Regions from separate parts of the Homo sapiens genome. Here all the other regions are linked to region 3. A link is a loop called in an ENCODE intact Hi-C map of the cell type or tissue named here. Cell type or tissue: K562. All regions are shown on one strand.

Evidence for each region. A loop is a pair of places that touch in the nucleus more often than their neighbours do. Peaks named below come from ENCODE experiments on the same cell type or tissue, not always from the same donor. Only the 100,000 strongest peaks of a DNase experiment are listed, where the experiment ranks them.
Region 1: it touches region 3 in a loop (6-fold over the local background); 4 of 110 quality-filtered maps call a loop at or near these places.
Region 2: it touches region 3 in a loop (3-fold over the local background); 20 of 110 quality-filtered maps call a loop at or near these places.

What each region holds. Positions count from the first base shown.
Region 1 is chr1:17,918,095-17,926,094 of GRCh38, reverse strand. No RefSeq gene overlaps it. Among named protein-coding and RNA genes, the nearest start is that of LINC01654, 140 kb to the left of the region's middle. In K562, CTCF peaks have their summits at 3,059 (motif pointing left) and 6,058 (motif pointing left); DNase peaks (open chromatin) are centred at 3,044, 6,054 and 6,474.
Region 2 is chr1:18,571,873-18,579,872 of GRCh38, reverse strand. No RefSeq gene overlaps it. Among named protein-coding and RNA genes, the nearest start is that of PAX7, 55 kb to the left of the region's middle. RefSeq lists enhancers at 3,565-4,142, 4,143-4,721, 7,497-7,996. In K562, a CTCF peak has its summit at 4,106 (motif pointing right); DNase peaks (open chromatin) are centred at 680 and 4,102; H3K27me3 peaks cover 1,518 bases.
Region 3 is chr1:18,296,596-18,304,595 of GRCh38, reverse strand. The region is part of intron 3 of IGSF21 (immunoglobin superfamily member 21); the gene reads right to left. It overlaps LOC124903863 (a long non-coding RNA gene), which reads left to right and starts at 6,265. Exons shown (of 2, transcript XR_007065516.1): 1 at 6,265-8,000. RefSeq lists enhancers at 3,854-4,481, 6,486-7,011, 7,305-8,000. In K562, CTCF peaks have their summits at 1,578 (motif pointing right) and 4,694 (motif pointing left); DNase peaks (open chromatin) are centred at 1,585 and 4,715; H3K27me3 peaks cover 269 bases.

The DNA of each region.
Region 1 (8,000 bases), 380 kb after region 3:
CAAACTGAAATTCAGGATCCTAATCCCAGCATTGCCGTGACCTTGCTGTGTGACCCAGGGTAGGTGCCTTCCCCTCTCTGAGTCTCTGTGTAACAGCGGAGTTGAGTGAAAATATGAAAATATTTTTTTAAGTCTTTCAGCTCAGGATAGTGGAGAGACCTCAGGTCTGAGCCAAGTGCCTTGTTTTGCCCCTCCATGCAGAAAAGGCCTGCCCCCCTCCCCCCTCTGTGGGGAGAAGACGGAGGGGACAGGGGCCTGCGCTATTTTTATCCCAGATTAGGAGCCTCTTGCCAGTCGCTAGGCCCGCTGACCCCACACTTGCTCCTCTGAAGGGCGCGCGAACTGCTTAATCAGACCGCTCTCGGCACAACTGATTAATAGAGGTTCCTGCTTTTAAAAAAAGAAAGAAAGAAAGGAAATGCTTCTGTAAATCAGCTGTTTATTTAACTTTCCCTGGCATTTAATGATTGCGAAGCTTGGGAGAGAAGGAGAGATGGAAAATTAATTTGAGTCTCGCCAGAAAAGCCAGTCAGGGAAATAATGAACTTCCCAAGTCTTATGGGGAACAGAGACAGAGGAGATGCCAGGAGGAGACAGAGCCCCTGAGCCTCCATGCTGTGGGCTGGAGCTGGGCTCTGCTGAGTGGCAGACAGGCAGCCCATCCTCCCTGAGCTGCTGTCAGATAGGGAGGGTGAGAGTCAGGCAGGGTTTTCAGCTTCTTTCAATATGCAAAGCCTCGTCAATTTCCCCCCAATCTTGTTAAAATGGAGGAAAGCAGAAGCACAGCAAGGAAGAGCCAAGAAATTGCAGATAATAACAATTGCTGGATGTTTTTGTGTTTGTGTGCTCAGATACCCAGCAGAACTCCTCCCCAAACACACACCTCCCCACAAGATGGTGGCATCGGGATGGAGAGGAAATGGGACTAAGAGATGTACAACTCCAGAGTTAAAAAGTTAGTAGCACCTCGAAGGTCATCTACCTTGAGTTCCTTCTTCTACAAACATGGAAACAAAGACCCAGAGGGAGGCAAGAGTTTGCCCAAGACTACATATTGGGCATGGAACAGAGCCAGAGCTCAAGCCCAAACTTCAGTTCCTGGTCTGGCTATCTCTCCACCAGAGGCTGTGTAGAAGATAATTCCATTGGCTGTAAATGACATAAGGGATGAGGGTGATTCCAGCAAAAATCCCATGGCTGATTCTCATTGGAACATCTTGGCTCACATGCCATTCTGGAACCAATCATGTAGCCAGGAGAATGGACTCTACTGATAGGCTAGACATGGTTCAGGTGACCCAGCCTTCCTGCCAAGGCCAGGGTCAGGTGACCTCAGCACCCCTGCTGAAACCACATGCCTCAGCCACATGGTAGGCTGACACTCCTGCCTGGGCCTTGCACTCTCCCACCTCTGAGTCTGTGTCTACATTGTCCTGTCTTCCTGGGTATTCTGAGATACTGCAAAGCCCAGTTGAAATACCACCTCCTACAGGAAGCCTTCTGTGACCACCTGGTCCCAAGTGTCGTCTCTCTTCTAATCTCCTGTTGGTCCTTCTAAGATGCCACCACCCACTTTGGCTGTGTGTTTTAGTTAGCTAGGCATGTGCCTTGTCCCACTCACAGACTCCTGGAGGGCAGGGACTTTGTCTTATTTATCTCCCTTGCCCAGGGCTCAGCACTGGCACACAGTAAGATGGATGTATGATGGAAGGTTGGATGGATGAATGGATGGATGGATGGATGGATGGATGGATGGATGGATGGATAGATGGATGGATGAATGAACAAATGAATGAATCAGAGCTCATATGGATGATTCAGAAATCAGACACAACAACCTCTACACAGGTATCCACAGTCCTCTTTGATAATAAAATGACAACTGGTCCTGCCGAGATGTTCTTCCTAGTATCTGACTTAAACACTTCCTGCTTTTTTTTTGGTGGGGCTCTATAGAGACAGTCCTCCCCACTCTCCCCATAAAAGTCTTCCTTTCCAGCTCTGCTCTGACTTCTTCCCTCGCAAGCCAAATCCCTCACTTCAGGACTCAGCACGCACAGGCTGTTGCAATGTCTTCTTCCAGGGGTAGCGGGATCCAGCCAGCAACAGCTTCACTGGGTGGGTGTGTTCTCAGGAGAGACCTGGAGGCTGGTGCCTGGAAAATGCCACCGCCTCTCCCTGGCTCCTCCTGGCAAGCCCATCTCTGCACCCCTCCCTTCCCTTTCAGCAGCCTGTCAGAGGCTGATGGCTGATGAATGGGAAGCTCTCGCCCTCTCTTCCCTACCCAACATCACCACCACATCCTCCACTCTGGCCCCTCCTGGCTCTGGGTAGTGGTGAAGCTATTCCTAATAAGTTGGCACTCAGCCTGGCTTTTGCCACTCAAGGGAAGGCAGCTCCTTGCATGCTGTGCCAGGATGCTGATAAAGGAAAAGAACCATCTCCCTGCACAGCGGGCATCAGGGAGGAGCTATCCTCCAAGCCTGGCACTCAGAGTGTCCTCATCTGGACCCCAGTGCTAAGCTGCCCCTCCATATCTCAGGCTCTCCTGAGATCAGAAGCACCCAATGCCTCTGTCTTCCTGAGTTCTTCCCCGGGAGCCAGGAAACGTGGGAGCCAGAGAGGTTCTTAAGGATCTTCCTGTACAAATGTCTCATTTATAAGATGGAAGGCCAAGGCTGGGGTGAAGAAGGAAATGTTCTCAAGGAGGCAGATTTGCTCCAAATGCAGACGAAAACTGTCAGGACCATCTGGAGATGGAGTCAGAAATTCTGTTGGTGCAGCCGCCCTGGGACCCCACTCTGAATATCATGAGCTCCCCAATGACATTGCCAGCTCCAAAATGGCATAAATGTGCTTGTTTCTCTCAGCGTCGTAATGCTGATGCTTGGCATTGTGCCTGGCATATAGTAGGTGCTCAATAAATGTTTTCTGAATGGATGGTTATAGAACAAACTTCATTTATTAAGCAATAGCCAATATGGATTTAATCCTAGGTAAATTCTTGGTCCCCTTTTCGAGCAGCTGCAGAACCCCTGGGATGGCCTCTGGCGCCCTCTAGAGATCTGGAGAACTTGTGTTAGAAACACTGGTCTTGCCCACATGGATCATTCATCCATCCATTCATTCAGTCCACAGATCTTTACTGAGCACCTCCTATGTGCCAGGTACTGTTCTCAGTGCTGGGGATACAGCAGCAAACAAAAATGTGTTGTAGAAATTATCAGGTATGGGCCAGGCGCGGTGGCTCATGCCTGTGATCCCAGAACTTTGGGAGGCTGAGGCGGGCAGATCACAAGGTCAGGAGATCGAGACCATCCTGGCTAACACGGTGAAACCCTGTCTCTACTAAAAATACAAAAAAAGTGGCCTGGCGTGGTTGTGGGCACCTGTAGTCCCAGCTACTCAGGAGGCTGAGGCAGGAGAATGGCGTGAACCCGGGAGGCGGAGCTTGCAGTGAGCTGAGATCGCGCCACTGCACTCCAGCCTGGGCGACAGAGCGAGACACCATATCAAAAAAAAAAAAAATTATCAGGTATGATGCTAGATTCTCACAATAAGCAAACAAACAAAGAAATATATAAGGTAAGGGAGACAAATGCTTTAAAGAATAGGGAGTGACGGGGGTGCTAGTTTAGTTAGGGTGGTCAGGGAAGTCTTCTTCACCGAGGTGACATGTAAAGAGATTTGAAGGAAGCAAGGGAATAAGCCATGCAGATACTGGGGGAGACCATTCCAGAGGGAGGGCTGCAAGGTCCTGGTATGTTCCAGGAAGTTAGAGAAGGTTCATGCAGCTAAGGTGGAATCAGCAAGCAGGGAAGTAGCAAGACACAAAGTCAAAGAGCTGGAGAGGGGCCAGATAGACCCTACAGAGGCTAGAGGAGCCCAGGAAGGACCCTAGATGTTATCCTGAGTATAGCACAATCATTCGAGCACCTACTTTGTGCCAGGCAATGTCCCTTACTGCTATTTTGTGGCTCTGTGACAGTTGCCCTCTGTCAAGATCTCTAGGGCTGAATGGACCAATGGGTTATGAGAGAGAAGAGTGTGTGTGGCCATAGCTCAGCCACAAGCTCACCATGTGGTTGTGCCCCCCATGTTTAACTTGACCTCATAAATGCAAGGAGAACAGAAAGGGGTGGGGTGTCACCAACATGCATCAAGCACCCATCATGTGCCAGGCACCTCCCACATCATCTTACCTGCCCCAGTAAGCATGGCTGCCCTCCATTTAGAGAGGGTCTGGATGGTGCAGGTACCCCTCATCGGGAAGAGTTTCACCGCTACTCGGAGCCAGGAGGGGACAGGGTGAGGGAAGTGGTGGTGATGTTGGGTGGGAGGAGGAAATGACACCTTCCTGTCCATCAGCCTCCAATGGGCTGCTGGAAAGACAGGGAGGGGTGCAGAGATGGGCTTGCCAAGAGGAGCCAGGGGAGAGGTGTTGGCATTTCCCAGGCATCAGCCTCCAGGCCTCTCCTGGGAAACATACCCACTCAGTGGGGCTGGATCCCTCCTCTTCCGGAAGAAGCCATTCCAGCAGCCTGTGTGTGCTAAGTCCCAGGGAAATGAGAGACTTGGCTCCAGGAAGGAGGAAGTCAGAGTGTATCCCAAAAGGTCACCCGGCTGCCAGGATTCAAGCCCACGTCTACCTGGAGCCAAAGCCGAGGATGCTCCATAAAGCAGCAGGCATCCTCCAGCAGCCTCCCCAGTTCCCTCCCAACTACTGAATGGAAGGAAGGTTCTGCTCTCCCAGTTGGCACTGAGCAGGCTACTCTCACCTGCAAGAGAATTACTTTAAACTCAGGAAATGCAAACCAGTTTTGGCATCCATCAAAATAAAAGTTCCCTTCCCCCAGAAATAAAGGACATAATCTCTTAGGCCGCCTTGAGGTGCTTGCATTTTGAAATAGGAACTTGGTGAAGGCATGGCTCTGGAATGGCAGACTCCAAGCACATTGGCAGTGGATGAGCGATGGAAATATTTCGGGCAGGGGCCCTTCCCAGCAGCCATCATTCACACCATACAGGCTGCCGCCTACTCCATTTGTACATAAGGCTGGGTTTGTGCATATGTGGGTTCCTGCAAACAGTTTTTAAAAAGCTCTCATCTCAGGGAAAGTCTATTCATAGACTCTTAGAGCTGGAGGATCCTTAGAGAGCATCCTAGTCCAATCCTTCTGTTTCCCAATGGGGAAACCGAGGAAGCTCCTCATCGAAGGTCACACAACTGCGTTCAGGAGCAGAGCCAGGATCAGAACCGTTTGGCTGACTCTTGGCCAAGATCTCTCCCCACAACATCACATTGTTTAATTCACCCCCAGAGTCAGACAGACTGGGTGTGATGTTCCGCTCTGCTACTCCTTAGCTGCGTGGCCTTTGCTAAATACTTGAACCTCTCTGGCCATAGACTTCAAAATGATGGTGCCTGCATCGTCTGCTTAAGTGAGATGTGTGCTTGGCCCTGAGCAAGTACTCAAGACTAAAGTATCTATCATCCTCATGTCTCAGGACCTCATTTCCACTTCTTGACCTCCTGTGACTCAGAGAGCATCACCTCCTGCTCCCAGCAAACACAAGCCCCTCCTGGAGCAAAAGAGCAGCACGGGACAGGAAGCAAGGCTGGGGCTTCCCTTTCCCTTCTACCCTATGGCTCCACTGTGCTGGACCAACCCAGAACGTCCTACAGTGGGGGACAGGAGGGGTGGAGGAGAGAAAGAACTGGGTGGATTTTTCCCCAAGCCCTGCAATGCAGACCTCTCAGGGGAAGGCAGAGGACCAGGCAGCAATACAGGGTCAGATAGGAACAGGACAAACATTCATCTCAAAGGCAGGCACAGCCTCAGCACCTGCTGCCATGGTGATAAGAGGCAGGGGATGGGGTTTTGGGAAGCAGATAATGAAGGAATAATGGAGAGCGGAGACACTCAGGGTTCAAGGACTCCACTCACTCCAGCCAACTTTCAGATCCTCAGCGGTGTCTTGTGGGTGGCCAGCCAGGAAAGCTTGCCCCATGGGTGGACACAGGACAGAGGGTGCCATCTGCTGGCCCCAGGGACTCATGGCCTCCATCCCCAGAGGACCAGCACAGACCCAAAGCCTGCCAGAGCCTGGCAAGTCTTGGGAGAACAAACTCCTTTGCTTTGCAGATAAGAAAAGGGTGCCCCAGAGCATGGGAGGAGGACCCTCTCCTATCTCCACCCCTCAAGTACATGCACTGGTAAGGACGGACCCAGGACTCTTAAGTTCTCTCTCTCTCGCTCCTTCAGTCTTTTCTCCATGGCTCCTGTGGGCAATCTTGATTAGACACAGACATCATCGCTGGATGATGAACATTTGGGGCCCAGTTCTGGGGGACGCTTATCTTGTCAAGGGGCTTGGAGGATGAGCAGTTGAAATCGTTTCTGTGATTCGTTGTCCTTTGGAGGAAAAATCTTTCTTGAGATGGAGAATGGGAGCTGTCCCTGGTGCTGACTCCTCTCAATGTCCCGTCTAGGTGGCTGTCTGGGCTTGATCTACTTGTGTAACATTCATGGAAGTCCTTTAATGCCAGAACAACTTCTCCTGCCATTTCAAATCTTCTGGGTCAACTCCAATTAAGTGAAGTTGATGGCAGATAACATTTGGGCCAGATGCGATGGCTCACCCCTGTAATCCCAGCAATTTGGGAGGCTGAGGTGGGAGGATCACTTGAGGGCAGGAGTTTGAGACCAGCCTAGGCAACATGACAAGACCCCATCTCTACAAAAATTCAAAGAAAAAAAAACATAAAATTAACCAGGCATGGTGGCATGCGCTTGTAGTCTTAGCTATTCAGGAGTCTGAGGCGGGAGAATTTCTTGAGTCCAGGAGTTCGAGGCTGCAGTGAACTATGAATGGACCACTGCACCCAGCCTGAGTGACACAGCAAGACCCTGTCTCTAAAAAATTAATAAAAGTAAATATTTTAACAAAACTTTCTACCAAACATTACCATCAAGGCAAACATTTATTGAGCAGTTACTATGAATCAGGCAACACTCCAAGGGCTGGATATGTCATGATTTATTACGCTGACAATAGTTGTATGATATAGGTACCATTGTTAAATTCTCAGTTTCAGGTTAGGAAACTGAGGCACAGTGAGGCTGAATAACTTACTCAAGGTCATGCAGCTAGTAAGTGGTAGAGCCGAGGTACACACTAGGCAGTCTGTATCCAGAGTGCCCTTACTTACTTGATGTCATCACACTTCTTCCATCCCCTTGCAATCACGTAATGCAACTGAAGGACAAATGTAAATGATTTTGTATTATCTGCTGCTTTGCATGATTAGCGACATGGCTCCCTTCCATAAGTGCAAAAACCAGGAGCTGGCTGGTGAAGACAAGGGCTCACGTCCTTCCTCTAGAGAAGGCTTTACTGGGGTCAGAGGGAAGCCCAGAAACAGGGGAGAAATTCCCCAGGCACTTAGTAACCACATCCAATTGTCAGGTTGGGTCTGAAGGCAAGAGATCAGGACCCTGGGGACAAAAGATGCAGCCAACAGGAAGTGGGGTCAGGAACAGCAGAGCCAGGAGAAGCAGACCTGGGTCCCAGAGTGGTCAGGGTAGGACTGACCTAGAGGAGACTTCCGAAAGCCTCTGGGCTAAGCTCTGTGATGTGCTACCCAGGCAATCCTTCAGGAATGAAAGACTGGAGAGACTGGGCACCCAGCTACTGGGAGGGCTACCAACTCACAGATCCTAATTGCCAGCCCCCTTCGAGGATTGCCTCAGCTGGAGAAAGTCACCACACCCAAGTCTTGCTCACTCCCCAGGGAGACCCACACCTAGCCCTCACCCCCAACTTGGGCAGACTCTGAAGAGCCCTTCAAACTCTGGCTAGCCAAGTGCCATTGGCCAAGATCATTTTGGGACTCTGTTCCAGCTCAAATTCTCCCTCTGCCCAGTTCTGTTTCCATCCTCTCCCTTCCATGGGTGGTGTTTCCAAAAGGCTTCCTAATAAACATCCTGCATGCTGAG
Region 2 (8,000 bases), 280 kb before region 3:
TGGGAGGATCACTTGAGCCCAGGAGGTGGAGGTTTCAGTGAGCTGATACTGCACCACTGCACTCCAGCCTGGGCAACAGAGTGAGACCCTGTCTCAGAAAAAATAAAAATAAAAATAAAAATAAAAATAAAATAAAATAAAATACAATGGGAATAATCATGCCCACCTCTCGGAGGGGCCAGGAAGCTGAAATAAAGTCACATCCAGTCCATCAGGGAGTCCTGGTTGGTGCCTGATATGGTTTGGCTGTGTCCCCACCCAAATCTCATCTTGAATTGTAGTTCCCATAATCCTCACTTGTCATGGGAGGGGCCTGGTAGGAGGTAAATGAATCATGGGGGCGGTTACCCCATGCCGTTCTCGTGGTAGTGAGTGAGTTCTCACGAGATCTGATGGTTTTATAAAGGGCCTTTCCCCCTTTACTCAGCACTTCTCCTTCCTGTTGCCATGTAAGGAAGGATGTGTTTGCTTCTTCTTCTGCCATGATTGTAAGTTTTCTGAGGCCTCCCCAGCCCTGCGGAACTGTGAGTTAATTAAACTTCTTTCCTTTATAAATTACCCAGTCTCGGGCAGTCCTTCATAGCAGCCTGAGAACGGACTAATACAGGGCCCTACCTTCAGAATACATCCTGGCTCTGATCTCTTCTACCCGCCTCCACTGGGCCACCCTGCTCTGAGTTATCATCCTCTCACACCTGGACTCTAGGCAGCCTCCTCACTGCTCCCATCCCTGCCCCCTACAAGTCTCCACGCAGCAGCCAGAGGAAGTTATTTAAAATTTTTTTTTTTTTTGAGATGGAGTCTCGCTCTGTCACCCAGGCTGGAGTGCAGTGGCATGATCTCTGCTCACTGCAAGCTCCACCTCCCAGGTTCATGCCTCCTGCTTCAGCCTCCTGAGTAGCTGGGGCTACAGGCGCCCACCACCACGCCCGGCTAATTTTTTTGTATTTTTAGTAGAGACGGGGTTTCACCGTGTTAACTAGGATGGTCGCGATCTCCTGACTTTGTGATCCGCCTGCCTCAGCCTCCCAAAGTGCTGGGATTACAGGCATGAGCCACCGCGCCCGGGCTTTTTAAATTTTTTTTTGGAGATAGGGTCTCACTCTGCGGCCCAGGCTAGAGTAAAGTGATGTGATCATGGCTGATTGACCTCCCTGAGCTCAGGTGATCCTCCCACCTCACCCTCCTGAGTAGCTGGGACCACAGGTGCACACCACTACACCTGGCTAATTTTGTATTTTTTTTGTAAAGACAGGGTCTCGCTATGTTGTCCAGGTTGGTCTTGAACTCCTGAGCTCTAGCAATTTGCCCACCTCGGCCTCCCACAGTGCTGGGATTACAGGCGTGAGCCACTGTGCCAGCTTCAGAGAGAGCATTGAAAAATATGAGTCAGATCCTGTTGTCCCTCTGCTCAGCACTCTGCAGCAAGCCCCAGAGTAAAGCCAGAGTTTTTCTGGGCCTCGTCTCCTGCTACTTCCACTTTGTTCCAGCCCCTCTGGCCTTCTCGCTGTTCTGGAACGGGACAGCCTCTTCCTGCCCCAGGGTCTTTCCACAGGCTAAACCTTCCTCACATGCCTGCTTGGCTCATCCCCTTACCTCCTTTAGGTCTTTGCTCAAAATCATCTCTCAGTGGGGTCCACTCTGAGCACCTGATGAAAACTGAGATTCTCTCAGCAGGATCAATCCCTTTTCCCCATGCAGTTTGTCTTTTTCTATTGCCCTTACCACCTATTACATAATTTACTTATTTATTATGATTTAATTTTCTTTCTTTCCCTGAGAGAAAAATCAGCTCTGCACAGTCATGGAGCTTTGTGTTTGTCACTACTATCTCCCAAGTGCCCAGAAAAACACCTGGCATATAGTAGGTGCTCAATAAATGTTTGCTGACGGCACATATGGAAAGGTCCCAGAGTTCTGCCTGGGACATCTAGGCATTTGAGATGTGGTAGCAGCTGTCATTACAAATCCTGAGAGGTTCTGTTTTTGTTTTTGTTTTGATGGAGTCTCACTCTGTCTCCCAGCCCGGACTGCAGTGGCATGATCTGAGCTCACTGCAGCCTCTGCCTCCCAGGCTCAAGTGATTCTCCCACCTCCTGAGTAGCTGGGATGACAGGCCTGTGGCAGCATGCCCTACTGATTTTTGTATTTTTAGTAGAGACGGGGTTTCACCATGTTGGCCAGGCTGGTCTCAAACTCCTGGCCTCAAGTTGTCCATGATGAAAGGTTCCTGTGTATTTCAAATGGCCTGTGCAGGTGACCATCTGGCAAAGCCATCAGTGATAAAGAAAAGCCAGGCCACGGCAGAGGCCCTAGCCAGGCCCATATCCCAAGGGCTGTTGACTGACAGCTCAACCCTTCTCCAGAGGCTGGAAGTGGTTCAGAGCTGGGAACAGAGAGAAAAGCAAGGTCCAGAGAATGGGGGAGTCCCCTCTGTGGGTGAGAACATCATGCTCAGCCCACTCGCCATGGAGCTGGAGGGCAGGACACCTGCGTCCATGAAGGCCTAAGAGCAGCCCCACTGTTCAGTCCATACCAGACTCTGCCCTGGATACTGGTACCCTGGGATGAGCGTGCAGAGAAGGTCTTGGAGGAGCTTTGGAAGGGCTTCCTGTGTTCAGTCATCTATCTGTTATTCGGAGCACAGAAAGGCTAAATGACTTGTCCACCTTTATGTGCCTAGGAATTAAAGGGGTCTGCCTGGGTCTAGGCCTGTCTGATTCCAAAGGTTGTTCTCATCTTGTTTGTGTAGGTGCGGGAACCAGCACAGTGTATGGCCCCAGGGGGTGGGGGTTCAGGAGATTTTTGTGAAAGACCAATAATTGGAGAATGTGGGCTGTTCAAATGTGTCTTTGTCCTTGTCCAGGCCTTCTCAGAAAGACAAGTGGGGGCAATGGATCAGGGACAACTTTCTGAGGCCGGTGGGCTCTGGTGAGCTCAAATGTGGGGGAAGGAAGCCCCAGATGCTAAAAAGCTGACTCTGTCTTCCACATGTTCAGGGAGTTTTGCCCAGAAGTGAAGACGGGGTGGAAACTCACTCGTCTGTGCTGGTCCTTGTGGGGGAGGGCTGAAGGGAGGGCTGAAGAGAGAGCGAAGAGAGCTTTCTACATTTCATCTCCACTGCTGAGGGTCCTGCCCGCTTTGGAAGGCACCACTTTCCTGGGCCCAGAGAGGCTCAGCTAGTTTTCTGTGGTCACAAAGCATAATGTTGGTGATGATGGTGATGATGATTATGGTGGTGATGGTGGCGATGAGAGTGTTGATGATGATGGCAGTGGTGGTGACAGTGATGACCTGGTGAAAATGACCTGTTTGTTTACTGTGTGCTTATTATGTGGATCTTTTTCTTTTTTGTGAGATAGGGGCTTGCTCTGTCACCCAGGCTGGAGCACAGCAGGGCATTCACAGCTCACTTGCAGCCTCAACTTCCTGGGCTCAAGTGATCCTCCCACCTCAGCCTCCTGAGTAGCTGGGACTACAGGTGTGCACCACCATACCCAGCTATTTTTTTAAAAATTTTTTTATAGAGATAGAGTCTCACTATGTTGCCCAGGCGGGTCTCAAACTCCTGGGTTCAGGTGATCCGCCTGTCTTGGCCTCCCAAAGTGCTGGGATTACAGGCGTGAGCCACCACACCTGGGCTTGAGGCAGGTCTCCTAAGGCCCAGCCTTAAAACTCACACAGCACCACTCCTGCTGCATTCTACTTGTCAAACAAAACCAAGGGTAGGCCAGATTCGGGGGTGGGGGGGGAGGCGCGGAAATAGACGGCACCTTGGTGTGGGAGGACAGCTGAGGATAATTTCTTGCCTTTTACCGTCCACCATAGCCGGGACTGGAGCCTCAGTCTGAGTCCAAAGACCCCCAGAGGTGTGCTCCTGACCCCACACTGACTGGCTTCCACTTTCTCCCCAGCGTCTCTTTCAGGTTTGTGTTTGTGGGGAGGAGTTAGGGGAGGAGGCCAAGCTTGTTTCTGTGGCCTCTCACCTCGGCTTCCCGCTCCCTCATTCCTGCATATTTTTGTCGTACTCCAGGGCTCAGCCCCTGGACCAGCTGTCAGCTCAGTCAGGGACCTGGTGCTGGAAGAACAACACAGATGGCCACTGGGGGCCAGCAGAGTCAAGGCCTGGGCGAATCCGTCCCAAGGAGCTGGGTCCCTGGTTGGGCTGGGGGCTGCCCTAGGCAAGACGGAGCTGGGGGTCGGGTTGGCCAGATGTCACTCACTCCCAACCCCTTCATCCAGAGCTTGGTGCTGTTTTTACCCTCTTATGCAGTGAGTCCGTGGGGGCGAGGGGACTTGAGTGCCAGTCTTGTCTCTGTGTGACCTTGGGTAAGTCACCCTCCCGTGCCTCCTGGGGCTCAGTTTCCCCATTTGCACAGGGAGCTGGTGGATTGGTTAGTTTCTGGGGAGGCAAGGCTGCCTGGTGCCTCCCGACTTCTAGTCCTCTGTTCTGTCTGTGGGACCTGCAGGCTCCTTTTCATGAGCAGAAAGGGCTCCGTGGCTTAAAATGAGGTTCCCCCTTGACAGCCCCTGCTGGGCCCGGGTAGCCCTGCTCTGGAGGACAGAGCCCCTCCTGAGCCAGCTGGGCTGCGAAAACCTGTGTGCTCCCCTGGTAGGACGAGAGGTCCTGGATTTAAGCAGAGGCTTCTCTCTTCTCTCCTTCCCTCTACCCAGGAGACCCCTCCAGCTCCTAGAGGAGATCCCAGGTCTCAGCTGCTGCCCACCTGGTGAGGCCTCAGAACCGATGAGGGGACATGGGCAGGGAGGGACTGAGCCAACAACACCCTCATCCTGGCTTCGGTTTTCAATTTTTTCTTTTTTAAGAGACGGATCTTGCTCTGTTGCCCAGGCTGGAGTGCAGTGGCACAATCATGGCTCACTGCAGCCTCCAACTCCTGGACTCAAGTGATCCTCACACCTTAGCCTCCTGAGTAGCTGGGACTATAGGCATATGCCACCACGCTCAGCTAATTTTTAAAATTTTTGGTAGAGACAGGGTCTCACTGTGTTGCCCAGTCTGGTCTCCAACTCTTGGCCTCAAGCAATCCTCCTGCCTCTGCCCTCCAAAGCACTGAGGTTACAGGTGTGCACCACTGCACACGGCCAGAATTTTTTTTTTTTTTTTTTTTAAGTAACAAAAACAAGATGGGATTGTGGGCAGGGCGATTTGACCCAGCTTAATAGGCTTGGGAACTTGTTCTGGCTGCCAGGGTGGGTTCCAGGCCCTGCGGCTCCCTGAGGCTCCCCACAACTCTGTCCTGTTACACTTGTCACATGGCCTTGTGGTCTGGGAGTGTTCTGCAGTAGTGTCTGAATCCACTCTGTGTCCCCGGGCCCCAGTTTGGCTCCTTTCGGGCAGCTCAGTAGTGGTGACTAGCATTCACATATGTGCCCAGCACCACGGTAGGTCCTTCTTGACCCCTTCTCCTTGGAGAAACTCCATGGGGGAGATGCCTTTACTGTCCCCATTTGCAGATGGGTAAACTGAGGCCCAGAGGCCTAGACACATTGCAGAGAGTCATGCTCTTAGTAGGTGGCAGAGACAGGATTGGAACCCAGGTCCACACTGCTAATCACTTTACTGCTTCCCAGTGAGCAGAAATTGAGTCAATGAATGGCTTCCCTAGACCCGGGTCTCAGAGTCTTGCCAAGGCTGGACTCAGGGCAGTGGTGGTGGAGAGTCCTGGCCCAAGTGGGACCTGGGTCGAAGTAGTGGTTTTGTCAGCTGCCATTCAACATCTCTGTTGGACACCGAGCTCAGGGGGCAGGGTGGACACCCATCGTATTTCTTGCTGCATCTTTGTGCCTGCTGGATGAGCAAGCCCAGTGAGAGTTTGTTGACTGACCATATGATTGACTGAGTGAGACCAGAGTGGCCCTGTCACCTCTCTGGGATTTTGGTGCTGGCTGTTCATGGTGGCTCTGGACCCAGAGCCTCTTCGAAACATTAAAACCCTCTTTCATGATTGATTGTTCAATTGACTAGTTGATTTATTCATTTATTCAACAAATATTTATTGAGTGCCTCCTCTGTGCGGGGAATATGCAGCAAACTAAAGAGACAAGGTCCCTGCCCTTGAGGCTCACACCTTAAGGGAGGGAGACAAAGAAAGAAACAAACAGATCATCGTGGATTGCAGGAGACGTGAACAGAGGGATGAGATAAGGAGCCACTGGGGCGGCGGCTACTCTTAGGGGTGCACTATGAGCTGAGACCTCAAATTATGACACTGCTGAACAAAGGCCAGAGGCTTTGGGCTTCAGGTAGAGGGAACGGTTGGTGCAAACATCCTGAGGCAGCAATAGCTTGGTGTGTTGGAAACAGAGGAAGGAGGCCCGTGTGGCTGAGATGGAATGAGGAGACGTGGTGGGGGTCTCCCAGGGGACAGATAAGGGTGGCTTGACTAGGGTGGGGGCTGAAGAAATAGAGAGATGTGACAGACATGAGCCACCATGCCCGGTGGCTCATGCAAGAAATACAGAGGAAGTGAAACCACACATTTGCGGGCACAGTCTCTCCCTGCTGCAGGGCTTCCCAAAGAGGAAGACATGAGGGAGGGCTCCCTGGAAGAGGAGGGCTTCCTCTAGGCTGGAAGGACTGGGGGGTCTTGGAGCACAGCGGGAGCAGAGAGGCAATCCTTGGAACAACATGGGTGTGTGTGGGTGAGGAGGACGAGGAAATACAGGGATGAGCGAGGCGGAACTGTGCAGAGGTTTAAATGGGCATTGATGCCAGCCACACTTGCCAGCTCTGTAGCCTTAGGCGAGTTAGCTGACCTTGCTGAGCCTCAGTTTTCTCATCTGCAAAATGAAGCATGCAGATCCCTCTTGCAAAGGGTGTGTCAGGACTGAATGAGATTATATGCATAAAGCCGGGTACAGGGGTTGAGAACTCCGATCCTCCTCATCATGGTGGGGTCCTTGTTTCAGCTCCATTCCATTCCAGTCCTCAACAGTGTGCCTTGGTTTCTCTGCAGAATGGGGAGGGTAGGGCCTGAGCCCACTGGACAGTGAGCACCCCTCCAAAGACCTTAGATGATGGAGTGGCTGGGGTCAGGACCAGTGTTGTAACTGCTCCCCCTGTCTCTTCTGGGTGTTCTCCTATTCCCACTCCAGCTGCCACCTGGAGGGACCAGTTTGCAGCAGAGCTTCCGACAGTGTCACTCAGAGAATCCTCCCAGAGGCCAGGACATTGTGTAAGCCAGCCAGTGATATTTGCATTGTCATTTGCATTTCATTTGCATGCACCAGTTTAGACTGCACTGTCCCTTCTAAAGCAGGGTTCCCAAGAGGCAGCCTGCATGGAGAATAATACAAGGCTTGCAGTTCCCAGGTCCTGGGTTCGTATGCTCTTCCCTTGAGCTTTGGTCCCCTCACCTATAAATGGGAATAACCTGGCCTCCTTCACAGAGGCCCTCTCTTGTTCAGCAAATATTGATTGAGTTTCTGCCATGAGGTAGGTGGGGATGAGTGACCTGGGGACCCACTGTGACAGGGCAGGCCCTGGGCCCTGCCCTCATGGAGCTTACCTGCAGTGGGAAGACAAAAAATAAGTCGACTAATTTCTACGTAAGAGAACCACGGCTTACAAGGTGTGCAGGAAGGAAAGAAGCAGAGCGTGATGAATGAGTGAGCAAGTCTGACCTCAGCCACACACGCTCCTGATTCCTCTGTCCCCAGAGCAGGTGGGCAGCAGGTGGCTGGGCTCACTGACCTGGCAACCAACAAGGAGCTGATCCCTGTCCACTGTGTCCTGCCAGAGGCATCGAGGTGGGATGAACAGCTCAGTCCCTGTCTCTGCGGTCTTGAGATATCTGCCCTCCAGACCTGGGCCAGAAGTAAGGGTGGTCAGTCTGAGCAGCAGGGCAGGACTTGACTCAAGGATGTGGATGGGCGACGCAAGACACTTGCAGGCTCTATCAGCCAGCGGGAGCGATTTGCCGGAACCCTTGTCTTTCAAGGTTCAGAGAGAAATAAAAATGGAGGACGGGATGGTGGGG
Region 3 (8,000 bases):
TTGAGCACTGTGGAATGGAAACAGTTCTCCTTTAGGAGTCAGAAGTTGACTTTTGATTCTGCGGCTGGCTTGCTGTGTGACCTTACGGAAGTCATCCACAGTCTCTGGGCCTTGGTTTCTCAGGTGGAGAATGAGAGGATTGGCCTGGGTGATGTCTGAAGGCTGCCAGCAGATCTGTCCCGAGTCTGGAGGGGATGGTGGCTTTAAGTGGCATCCGTGTGTTGGTGGCTCCCATATTTGTATCTGTGGTCACAACTTCTCCCCCGCCCTGTGTTTCCACCAACCTACTTGCTGGCTGTGCTCAGGCATCTAACAGACATGTCTAATCTGATTCAAACAACTCGTGAGTTCTGTCCTACACCCTCAGCCAGAGCAAGTCTTCATCAGTCACCTCTTCTCAGGAAGGAGCCCCTCTCCTCCCAAATGCAATGGCTATGGCCCTAGGGGCCACGTTTAACTTCTCTCTCACTTTCTGGTGTCCCCCTTCCAGCCCATCAGCGAGTGCTGCCAGGTCTGCTTCCTAATTCATCCCCATTTCTTCTCTCCACCTCCGCCTGTCCAGCCCCATCACACCCCACCCCAATCTCCCTGCTTCATCATTTGGCAGTGTAAAACTCAAACCGAGGTCAATTTCAATGACTCCTCATCACTCTAAGAATACAATTCAAGTTCTCTCTAATGACCAAGGATGTTCTATAACAGTGGTCCTCAAACTCACCTGCAGATTGGATGATTTAATACATGGATGCCTGTGTCCCTCACCCTTGCTGACCATATCCAACCTCTTCCTGGCAGAGCCCCACTGCCTCCCCACCTCTCTCTGTGTTGCTAGCATAGCCCTGGGAATGTCAGCTCCATGGGGACAGAGAACTTACCTGTCCTGCTCATCTCTGTCTCCCGATGTCTACAGTTAATAAACAAACACTTCTAAAAGGACGAATGAATAATTAAGTCAAGCCCTTACTTGAGGTGCTTGAAACATGCCAAAGTGCATTCAACATCGGAACTAACTTCCCATTACTCCCCCCAGGGTGCTTCCTGGCACTGGGCTACAATTCCTGATGGCTGATTCTGGGTGAAGATGCTGTCTCTGGAAGGCCCCTGATCAAGGCAAGCCACTACCCAGAGGTGGGAACAGGTGACCCCAGTGCCCCCACCCTATTCCATGAGCATAGGGCTCAGCCTCCTCAGCTGGGGAGGCTGCCGGGGGAGGAAAATTCTGCCTTAACGGGGAGCTCTCAGCTCTTGTGCAAGTCGCTTCTCTTCTCTGGGCTGCACCTGAGCCCCCTAAATAGAGTCTGAGATCTGCACTGCACAGGATGGTTGCTAGGGTTTGATCAAACAATGGGTGGGGAAGAGTTTTGCTGAAATCATAATTCCATATTTGGATAACCTGACAGCCCATTAATTTAACGAGCCTTTCCTGAGACCCGTTGCTGGGCACTGAGAACCTAGAGATGAATAAGGGAGGGTCCCTAGCCTTGAGAAACAAGACCCATCCTTGGTGGTTGGGGGCCCCAGGCAAGACGCCCCCCACCAAATCCGACCCCCAGCCCCCAAGTTGCCATACCCTAGTGCATCACCAGAGGGCAGCAGACAGCTTTGCAAGTGCTTCCCTCCCTGGGGAGCTAGGCTGGTGTCAGAAGGGTGTGTTCTGGGAGTTCCAGTGGCCTCCTTGTGGGTCCAAGGTCAAATAGAGAGTGGGGGAAGGTAGGTAGAGAACTCAGTGGCAGCTGTGGATGCAACAGGGATCATCTCAATTCCCTGCCTCAAATGTCTTCACTAACCCAAGACCCAACCAAGGAGAAATACCCCTGACCCTCCTTCTAAATTGGAAACGGGAGCCTCCTTGAAGTTCCAGGGGCCTCTGGGGCATCAAGATCTGGAGTCTGTGTTGCAGGGGAGATTTGAGGACCACAGAGGGACTCCTAGCCAAGAGATGCAAGAATGCATGGGGAGAGAGGGAATGAAAACACCGTGCAAGCCTGTGTGCACAGGATGGCAGGAAAAGGGCACCGCAATAGGAAGTGGGCTCTTGGAAAGGGGGGAGAGAAAGAAGAGAAGAATATCATTCTAAAAAGGAAAATCAAAGACTGAAAGTCAAGGAACAAGAGGAGAAGAGTGTCCACCTTCAGTAACAGGAGGTGGAGAGAGTTAGGGAGATGGTGCCGGTCCTCTGTGGAGCTTGCTCCTATGCATGAGGTAGGAGCCATGGAGAAGAATCAGCCCTGCCCTGTCTGGGCTGCTCATGGCCTTGGTGGAGACAGTAGACATGCGAGTGGACAGGTGGGAGCCAGCAGGAGAAGGCTAAAGTGGAATGCATGGGGCGCTCCCTGGGCACAGCAGGCAGGTTCAATTCTGCCACTGGGGAGAGGGTTGGGGAGGGCTGCTGCGTCAAGCTGAGCATTGGAGCTTGGGCCTGGAGCACCTTTGGGCTTTGAAAAGGCAGAGAAGGCCAGGCAGCCCCTGAAGAAGGAGAGAAGAAGTGGGAACCTGAGAGGTCAATGCCGGTATGGGGGAGGCAGTGAGAAGGTGCCAGGGGCAGGGGAAGATGGGGAGCAGGGGAGTGTGCCCAGCTCCATGGGGACTGAGGCGGAGCATTTGAAACACATTAGGTTAAACAGATTTCTCCTCTAGTCAATGGAATTGATGCTACCAGCCAAGAGAGCAGAGAAAATGCAGGGCACTGGCTTCCCAGGTCCCTCTCCCAGAGCCAAGAGTAGGCATCACTTGCTCTCCCTGGCTGTGGCATCCAGGGGCCTGGGACTGCCAAGCTGTGGCTCTTTTTAAGGTGATGACTGATCCTGGCAACTTTCTACTTGGAGGGACCAAGCATCCTGGGTAGATCCTCTGTGTACACACGCACATGTGTGTAGGGGTGGAGAGACAAGCTCACGTGTCAGTCTCCCCTACTAAGTGACCTGGCACAGGGTGGGCATCAATTACTGTTTGTTGGGGCTGGGCACAGTGGCTCATGCCTGTAATCCCAGCACTTTGGAGGCCAAGGCGGGTGCATCACTTGAGGTCAGGAGTTCGAGATCAGCTTGACCAACATGGTGAAACCCTGTCTCTGCTAAAAATACAAAAAATTGGCCAGGTGTGGTGGTGGGTGCCTGTAATCCCAGCTACTCGGGAGGCTGAGGCAGGAGAATCTCTTAAACCTGGGAGGCAGAGGTTGCAGCGAGCTGAGATCGTGCCAGTGCACTCCAGCCTGGGCGACAGAGCAAGACTGTGTCTCAAAAACAAACAAACAAACAAACAAACAAACAAACAAAACAATTACCATTTGTTGGATGACCTGCTCACCATGCTCCATGGCCCAGGGGCCCCACAAGTGGACCTGGCTCCAATGGCCCATGGAGTGCCACAGCTTGGGCGTTAACCCAGGCTTCCCACTGCACGACCTGCTTGACCTTGGACAAGTGACCATTCCTCTCGTTCTTCCATGTCAGCATCTGAATAACAGGATTCAATGAGTCTGAGATCTGTGCTCCACAGGTTAAACCAGATGATGGGTTGGGAAAGAGTTTTGCTAACTGTTTGAAATGATAATTCCACATTGGAATACAACCCTTCAGCCCATTGATTCGACAAATCTTTACGGAGGCCCTGGGCATCTATCCCAGGAGCTGGGCTGAGCATGGAGGACCCAGAGATGAAGAAGGGAGGGTCCTAGTCAGAGAGATGAGAACCAGGGAGGAAGGCTGAGAGCAGATTCCTGCAGTCTGAGCGGAGCGTTGCTCTGGGACCTGACAAAGGGGGGCCCCCCTTTCCTAATTAGAGCTCTGGGGGTAGGAGGCCTGGGATTGGGTCCAGTGGAACTTCTAGCTGGAAAGCATGCGCACACTCTATCTCTGGGGAGAGTGTCATGGCCAGGGAGCTACAGAAAGAGCATCTTGCTCCTGGCCTTCCCTTTGGCCTGCAGGCAAGGCCTCACTTCCTGAGGAGTTTAGCCCAGGGTCTGGCCAATGAGTGCACCACACATGCCAGCTATTATTGCTTTGCTAATGACTGGCAGCCCAGGTATGCGGGCAGCTCAAGCTCCAGGGCTGGCTGGTGCCTGTGAGTTCACTCTGGCCTCAGGGAATGGACTCTTAGGTCACTGGCTGGCCTGGCTATTTCATCATCTTCAATTAAAAGTGGTCTGGCTTTAGGGGCCTTAGAATAACCACCTGTTGGCAGATAGGGACCAGCAACAATTAGAATTATCTATGCCTTGGTGCCGGCCATTGAATTCTTTGACCCCAGTGTGCACATCCGAGCAGGTGGATGGGATTGTGTGAAGCGGGCTTTCCAAATCTCACTGCCCATATCTTAACCTGGAAGACTTTTTAGCAAATGAATTCCAGGTTCCCCAGGTCTTGCTCTGGGCTTGAATCAAATTCTGTCTTGGTGGAGCTCAGCAATTGGTATTTTAAAGCAACTTCCAAGGTGATCCTGATGCAGGCAGTCAGTGAGCTGGCCTGTGGTATAGACACCACCAGTGGGTGGCTTGTTGCTCAGTTGATATGTAATTTTATATTTATTTATTATTCTAGAGAAGAAGTCTCACTATTTTGCCCAGTGTGGTTTTGAACTCCTGAGCTCAAGTGATCCTCCCACCTCAGCCTCCCAAGGTGCTAGATTACAGGCATGAGCCACTGGCCAGTTGATGGGAAATTTAAGGCTGCTGAAGGCTGCTGAGCATCCCCCTAGTGGCTGGGAGGAGACCTGCAACCCTGTCTTCTAAAATCACCCCTGATTTTGAGAGGGGGACCAGGTTCCCACTTGGGGTGGAAAGCCAGGGGCTTTCAATTCTAATGCTAAGAGGCATAATCTGTTAAAAACAATAAAATAAACAATTCCACTCTCTCTCATTCACACTCCTGGATGAACTCTGGGTGGGAGAGAGAGGAACGGGTTTCCAGCAGGTCAGGAACTGAGCGTATTCTTGGAGAGTTAGTTTCATAAGGGCAGGGCCTGTGTTTGTTGTTGCTGAGTGCCTGGCAACAACAACGTGTGTTTGCTGAGTGGTCAAAAGAATCAATAAATGAATGACCACTTCATGTGGCAAGCAGCACCTGTTAGGTATATTTTAGAGAAAGAAGACGTATGCTTCATGAAAATATACAGAGGGAGAAGGGAGCTGGAGAATTCAGACTTTGAAATCAACGAGGGTCAGATGGCACTTTTCTTTGTATCAACTGTAAAAAAAGAGTTTGGTCTCCACATGAATAGATTGTAGAAGGATCATTTAACTTTTCAAAGGGAAACAAACCCCTCTGCTCTTTGAACCAAACAGTTAATGTGCCTATTTAAAAATCAATCCCTTATTTTTTTCATTTGAACAGATTCCAGAGAGCTTCCGCTTAGAAGCCATTGTCTGCCCATAGAGTGGTCTTGCCACTACTTGGTCAATTTCCTCTTGCCATGCCTTTGCACACATGGGGCCCTCTGACCAGAGAATCAGCTCCCAGCTCCTCTTTGTCTAAAACCCACTGATGCCTCTAGAACCACTTCAAATGCCAGCATCACCCTGATTTCCCCAGTCTCTGCATCTCTGATTCATCATTGTATTATATCTGAATCTTCTCTATGACAGCGATCACTTTATTACTTGAATTGTTAGCTATTTATCTCGTGTTTTATCTCCCCTTTCTCTCTTTTCATTCCACAAATATTTATTGTTCCTTTCTAAATGCCAAGTAGGTCCTGGGGTTACTGAGATGAAGAAGATATAGCTGAGCCTTGGAGGAGCTTATAGGCCAACGGGCGTGAAGGGAGAGGAACAGGCTGTAAGCTCCGAAGAGGCAGGGGCTGATTTTAGCCACTTTTGTGCACCGTAGCTATGTGCCTCAAATGCAGCCAACGCTTATTGTGCACTGTTGAGTGTACATGTGAACCGATGCACCTCAGAGTAATAAAGGAAGTGGCATTTCTTCCAGCGCCCTGCATTCTCAGCCTCTTTTTTTCATTTACTCCAGCTCTCCCGAGTCTCCCTCCTGATAAACATACATCAAAAGGTGCAGCCCAGCATTGGCTTTCTCTACATGGCCCCCAGGTCCACCCTGCCCCGCCCAGCTGTTCCCCACCACCTGTGGCTTTCAGGATGCTTCAGGAAATGGAAGACACAGCATGTGTGTGGGAGGAGTGGTTGAAGCCTCGCTGTGATTCACCCGGACCTCCAAGGAAGTCACAGCTGCCCTCTGGGATGGCCACATTCCATGGGGAGGGGCTTCAGGACACGCTACCTCAAATACGGCACCTTGGTATATTGAATACTTTATACCTGGAAGTCAGATTCCAGGCTCCTCTGTGGACGGCTTTGTCTTCGTTCCCTGGCACTTCCAACCCACCCTCTCTACCCAGGAACTAAGGTGAGCTTGACAAACCGCATATCAGAGCATGCCATACCCTTCAGCAGCTTCTAGGGCACAGAGAGTGAACGTCAGCTGACCTCCCCATTCACTGTGCTCTGGTGGCAATGGCCCTCTGTCAGCTCCCAGATCACACCAAGCTCTTTCTCACCCCAGGACCTTTGCACTTGCCATGTCGTCTACCTGGAGTGCCCTCCCAAGCCCCAACCTTGCCTGGCTGGCTTCTTATACTACAGATCTGTGCTCAGATGTCTCCAGATTCCTGGAGATACATTCCAGGTATCTCCTATGAGGAGCTGTGCAATGCCCTCACTCCATTATTCTCACCCCTCTCTATCACATTTCAGTTGGCCTTCCGGATCCATGGGTTCAGAATCTGCAGATCCAACCAACCGTGGACCAAAAATATTCAGAGAAAAAAAATAATAATGCAACAATATAAATAATACAAATAAAAATATAGTATAACAATGATTTACCTAGCATTTACATGATAGTAAGTATTATAAGTAATCTAGAGATGCTTTAAAGGATCCAGGTGGATGTGCGTGGGTGATGTGCAGATGCTGTGCCATTTTATATGTGGGACTTGAGAATCCTAGGATTGTGGTATCTGCTTGGGGGTGTCCTGGAACCAATCCCTCATGGATCCTGAGGGACAGTTGTACCTTATTCCCTTCACCACACTCATCACACACTGTAACTGTTTTTCCTTATTATTTTAAAGGCATTTTTGTAGTGTGTCTCTCCTCACCCACTAGATCAGAAACCTCCCGAAAGCAGGTCTGATTATGTCTTGTTCACCACTTTATCTCCATCATTGTCCCTGATATATGGTAACTACTCAATTCCTTTGTGATGAATGAATGATGTGAGTGTTGGGGGAAGGAACGGGGGCCTGGATGTTCCTTTCCTAAGGTGTCTTGTTCATCCACCCCAGCAGCAAGTGTTGCATTGAAAGGACTCCACCACCATGTTCACCACGAACTCATTCACCCCACAGATATTTACAAATCATCTACCACATGCCCAGGGTTGGGTGCTGTCCTGGGGGTTGGGGAGAGGATGGTGGTGAAAACATCAGACCTAGTCCCTGTCCTCATGGGGCTTCCAGTCTAGTGGGGGGGCGGGCAGACTCTGAAGACATAGCATCAGTCGGTGAGCTTGAGCAGTTGGGGCTGACTTCCTGTAGGAAGCAACCTTTAAGCTGAACTTGAAAGGACAAGTAGGACCTTGTTGGCAAAGAGCATTGGCCAAGGTGTTGGAGGGATCTGCAATAGCAGGTCGGGGGCAGGAATACACTGAGCCCCTCGAATCTAGATTCCCTGCACCAGTGAATTAAGGCCAGTGAAATCTGTCCAGTGTTCCTCATCGCTTCCTGAGCAGATCGAATGGGACAAGGGCCTCAGGGTGCTTCAGGAAATGGAAGACACAGCATGTGTGTGGGCGGAGTGGTTGAAGCCTCACTGTGATTCACTTGGACCTCCAAGGAGGTCACAGCTGCCCTCTGGAATGGCCACATTCCATGGGGAGGGGGTTCAGGACACGCCACCTCAAATTTGGCACCTTGGTATATTGAATATTTTAAGCAGATGGAATTTGAGAAATGGCAGGCGCAGGAAGGACTCTCTGACCTTTCCCTGA